Regions from separate parts of the Mus musculus genome. Here region 1 is linked to region 2. A link is a loop called in an ENCODE intact Hi-C map of the cell type or tissue named here. Cell type or tissue: left cerebral cortex. All regions are shown on one strand. Region 1 overlaps Chd9 (chromodomain helicase DNA binding protein 9). Region 2 overlaps Chd9 (chromodomain helicase DNA binding protein 9).

Evidence for each region. A loop is a pair of places that touch in the nucleus more often than their neighbours do. Peaks named below come from ENCODE experiments on the same cell type or tissue, not always from the same donor. Only the 100,000 strongest peaks of a DNase experiment are listed, where the experiment ranks them.
Region 1: a loop joins it to region 2, with 2.4 times the contacts of the local background. A loop is called at or near these places in 16 of 42 quality-filtered maps.

The regions. Positions count from the first base shown.
Region 1 is chr8:90,953,518-90,956,017 of GRCm38, reverse strand. The region is part of intron 3 of Chd9 (chromodomain helicase DNA binding protein 9); the gene reads right to left. Among named protein-coding and RNA genes, the nearest start is that of Gm39221, 100 kb to the left of the region's middle. In left cerebral cortex, a CTCF peak has its summit at 1,071 (motif pointing right); DNase peaks (open chromatin) are centred at 685 and 1,013; H3K4me3 peaks cover 1,471 bases; H3K27ac peaks cover 1,702 bases.
Region 2 is chr8:90,906,866-90,909,365 of GRCm38, reverse strand. The region is part of intron 2 of Chd9 (chromodomain helicase DNA binding protein 9); the gene reads right to left. Among named protein-coding and RNA genes, the nearest start is that of Chd9, 79 kb to the right of the region's middle. In left cerebral cortex, CTCF peaks have their summits at 35 and 1,169; a DNase peak (open chromatin) is centred at 1,008; H3K4me3 peaks cover 1,946 bases; H3K27ac peaks cover 1,967 bases.

The DNA of each region.
Region 1 (2,500 bases), 47 kb before region 2:
CCTTAGAAAAAGAAAAACCCTGTTTTAAGACAAGAAAGAGAACACAAAATTATTTTAATGCAGCAGCATAGCTAGCTAGTTAGTAAACAGGCATTCTCTTATCTAAAATCAAAGAAAGTTTTAGTTTTCTCATGAAAGAGTTAAATGTGGATTTTTGTCTTTATTATAATTTTACTCAAGCTATTTTAGAAAGAAGCAAGCTTTTCAGTTTTATATTACAATTATTAATATTTTAGCAGTCTCACAGGAAACAGACCAAGAGCATTTTAAAAGAATTTCCTCTCCAAACACACATTCGTCCATATAGGCTTAGATCAGTTTTGCTAGGTTCTTACCCGTAAACATGACTGTGACTACAGCAGAGAAAAAACCCAGGAATTTCCAAGCACATTTTCATGCCGATTCCAGTGTGTTCTACTGGGTGTCTTTTCTATACCTGCCTCATCAAGATGTCAGAGCAGTGTCACAGCACTGGGGACAGAAGGACACGGTCTCTAAAATGCCACCTTAAGGCCTACAGACGACAACAAATAGCCCAGGCTGAGAAAACAGCACCCAGCTCAAGATGGCGATGCAGTGCGACTCCTGCCGCCGCTGCAGCAGCCAGTAACGAGGAGGGTTATTCAATCCCATTAGCCTTTTAGCCCAAAGAACCCCTCCTCCTCCCACTCATTCAGGCTTCACTTACCCTTCCTCTTGGCCTCTTCACTGAAGACATTTTTGGCGTCAGACAAAGGCTTGCCCTCTGCTTTTTCACCACCCCAGGCAGTGCTCAAGGAAAAAGCATTGAAAGAAGACTCCTAAATGGCCTATTTAGCAAGCTGCAACCGAGAGATGCACAGCCGTCCACAAATACACATTTTGATTTATCAACACATTCCTGCCTTGGCAAGTTTACGTCTGCTGTTCATCCTCTTTAGCTAGGATAAAGGCTGCAAGCCCTCCTACGAGCTCTTGCCTCAATAGCTGTAAGCAGATTCCAACAAAGCACAGAAAGAAATGAATGCACAAAGCATCAAAACGCATCAGCATGAATATTAGAGATGTCGTTAAAAATACTGACTCCTTCTGCGGAAGTAGGCCAGCAGATGGTGCTACCAGTTATTATTCCATTAGACTCTGCAGTTTAACCCCCAATGGACTGTTCTTCCCTCTGAAAGGCGTTAACTCTCAATCTGCCGCTCCCTACAGTAACGCATTAAAAATACCCATGAAAGTATGGTTTTTTTTTCTTTTCTTTCTTTTTAAAACATCTGGGAACTAAGACAGTGGAGAAATGGCCTTATGTGGCTGAATATTTTTTTTTAATCCAATGCAGTTTTTAGCAGAGAAAAATACTTTTCTTCACAAAATTATAATAAAACATTTAAACTACAAAAAGTAGCTGCCAATAAACAAAGGGTTAAAGAGCAGGTCATGCAAATGACCACTTCACAAGTGACTAGTTCACAATTAAGTCTCTTTTCACAGCAATAACCAAACAACTGTTACTTTTTAAATTGAGAAATAAAACTCTTTTTATTATCTCCATGAACCTATTGATTCTCCAGCAAAAATCTCAATCTCTTTGGCCTTTCCCCTTCATATTCTGTTTTAAACCTATGACAGATGAAATTTAAATTTAATGTCTTGTTAAAATAAATAAATTGACTTGAATTTGTTTTGGTTTTGTTCCCTTGTCTGAGACAGAGTCAACTTCTGCTGTCCTGGAACCCACAGAAATTCACCTGCCTCTGCCTTACCGTGCCTGAGGTTAGAGGCATATGCCACCACACCTGACTCTTGAATTTGATCATTGATAAAAGTTTTATATAGGTGTGTGTGTGAGAGAGAGAGACTATCTTAGTAAGCAATATCTGTCTTTAAATAGTTAAAACTTCACTACTTCATAACCCAAATTTATTTTTCTGTTGTTGTTTTACTTTTTTTTTTCAAGAAAGGTTTTCTTTGTATAGCTCTGGCTGTTTTGAAACTTGCTCTGTAGCCAGAACTCAGAGATCTACCTGCTTCTGTTTCCCAAGTGCTGGAATCAAAGATGTGTGCCACCACTGCCAGGCTTTATCTTTGCATTAATGCCCCCTTTACAGCTGTTCCTTAAAAGTCATCTGATATTGGTGTGAAAGCAGTGTTTTATCATAGTTCCTGTTGGGAAAACTAAAGGTTACAAGAGAAATGAAACTCTCCAAACTGCCCTGGAAGAACCAATCTGGACAGCATTGAGAGCAGAGTCAAGGCAGAGGAACCCCAGTCTCACTTAGTAATTAGTTAGTGCCAGGCAGTGTTCTAAGTATTTGTGGATACTAACTCATTTCATCCTGAAGAAAAAAACAGGTAATAACATTAACAAAGAGATGGAGGTAGCAAACTGGAGAGGACAGACACGGCTGTTGTTACAGAAGGACAGGGGGACAGAAGAAGGACAGAAGGGACAGAAGAGCAAATGACCACAAAAATATTGATATAAGCTAAAATACTTCTTATTTGGCATCAAGTACTATTC
Region 2 (2,500 bases):
CGAGAAAGCAGCAGCACTGGCAGGCGGGGACCCGCTGCAGACGCGGAGAGGCCCTCAAGGTGGCCTCCCGGGCGTGGGGGAAGGCGGTAAAGGGGACCCAGAGGCAAAGCTCAGGGTAGTGCTGAGGGCGTGCTGTGCTCCCGGGACCCCACTGTTCGCGCGGGACGCCCTGTCACGAGTAACCGAGGCGAGACACCGGGCGGGGGACAAGGCTGCCAGACGAGGGAAGCCCGCGCCTAGGCGGGGATCGACCCTGGGGGAGGCCAGGAGCAGCGCCCGACCCACCGGGGTTCACCTCCGGCCCAAGCAACAGGCGCAGCGGCGGGTCCCGACCCGGGGTACCGGACTAGGGGCGAGGGCACCGCTGCAGCCATGACAGGCGGGCGGGCGGGCCCCGGTGTGCCCGGCTGCACGTGCGGGCAGCGCCCCCCTCCCCGGCCCCTAGCCCCAATCATCCGCCCCTTAAGAGCGGGGAGCCCGGTCCCCGGGTGGGTGGGGGGAGGCGCATGTACTCACCGCCACCGCTAAGACTCCCCGCCGCCCCCCGCCTCGCCCTCTTACACTGACACGCGCGGCCGGCCGGGCGGGGGCGGCCTCCAGCGACCACCGGGCTACCAGACCCTCCCCCGCCAGTCTCCACCAGTTGAGCAATGTTTGCTGTCCCGCTGCGCCCCGGGTGTCCTCCCCACGCCGGAGGAGGCGGGCGGCAGCGCCGAGCGGCGGCACTTACCGGCTGCTCGGCCAGGCCCCCCTGTCAGCGCCCGGCCGGGAGCGAAGGAGGGAGGCGAGCAGGGGCGCCGCCCCCGCCCCCCCCCCGCGCGCCACGCACCCGCCTGATTGGCCCGGTTCACTCCCCCAGCGCGACCCCACCAGCCCCTGCGAGCGGCACTCCCGCAGCAACCGGCGCCTCATTTGCATATCTGTGACCGCGCCGCTGATTGGCCCGGGCGCACAGGGGCGGCCGTGACCGGTGCAGCTCGGGTCGTCGCTCGGTCCGGCTAGGGCTGCCCAAGAAAGGAGGATACCCACGCGGCTCCGCGCCCCTCCGCCTGGCCCGACCTCCGACGGAGGGCAGCAGGAGGCGGGGTTGCTACCCTGCTCCGGGGCGGTCCGCGCGGTTCCACGCGCAGCCCAGGGCGGCCTCGGGGCGGGGAAGGGCTGGGGCCGGGCGCCCTCTGGCCGGAGCGTGGGGCAGTGCAGAACCCGCTCCCCCGCCGCCACGTCAGGCCCCGCCACGTCAGGCCCCGCGGGCACGCCCCGGCTGCCCGAGGCCTTGCGGGGTCGGCGCCGAGGTCACTCCCGTGGGCTCTGGAAGCCCTTCTGAGCGGCGTGGCTCTGACCCACCACGTCCTCCGTGCTCTCCACGTCCCCGGGTACACGCGGTGTACTGTGAAAACCGGGAGCCCGGCGAAGGCCGCCGCCGATGATGCAGCGATTAAAGAAAGCTAGGTGCGGAGCACCTGCTGCGGAAAAGGCGCCCGGACCGAGTCCTGATCTACGCGACAGCGTGCCTCGAGTGGGAAGACTGCCCCAGGTTCAGGGCTCACGTACCGGATCGCCATTAGAAAGGGGAAGGGAAACGAAAGAGGGACTGCATAAATAAATGACAGGTGTGCTAAGCTGGTTCAGGAATTGAGAATGCACTTGAAAACCACTGTCTTCAGAAGGCGCTGGGACACAGGAGTTCCTTCTGTCACTAATTAACTGACTGACCTACATTGTCGCGAAGTATCCCAGGGCCTTGGTCTTCTCTTCTGTATAACGAAGAGGCTGGACAGATCTTCTAAAAGCGTTCCGGCTCTAAAATTCCATCAGCCTCTACTTTCAGACCCAGAAGTGACCTTATAACCTAATTAATTTTTTAAATCACTATTCAGGTTCAAGATAGACAAAATGCTGAAGGTTTGAACTTCGGTAAACCTACCTCTCTATGTTCGTTCAAAGCTGCTTAGTGTTTTCAAATCCAGTGTGGGTGAGACTTACCATGCATCCTTTAGTGGACCAAAATCTCCTGAATTTGAGGTTCCATATAGGAACACTGTCAACCTGGTTTGTACATAACCAGAATCGGTTGCGGTATACATGATGAACTGGTTAATTTTTTAATTAAAATGTTATATACATCTCTTTATGGGAGAGGGGGTATGTGATGGTCAGAGAACAACTTGCAGAATTCAGTTCTGTCTTTTCAACATGTGGATTCTGGTGGCCAAAGTAGGGCCTCAAGCACTCTTGCCAACTGAGTCAACACGGAAGCCAATATTTTAAAGGGTCTTCCCCATGCTAACCAGGCACTACCGAGAGCTACATCTTCTACCTAAGCAATCTCATTCTTTAAATGAGAGAACTCATGACCTCCAGAATAGATGGTTCTCCTAGCTGAGATACTGATGGAGCTGGGAGAAAAAGGTGCCAGAAAGGTTACAATTACAGCTGTGCTTACTCTAAAGGATACTTAGTAACGAGAACCTCACTGAAGGAGAATTAAGATGCGCAGTCA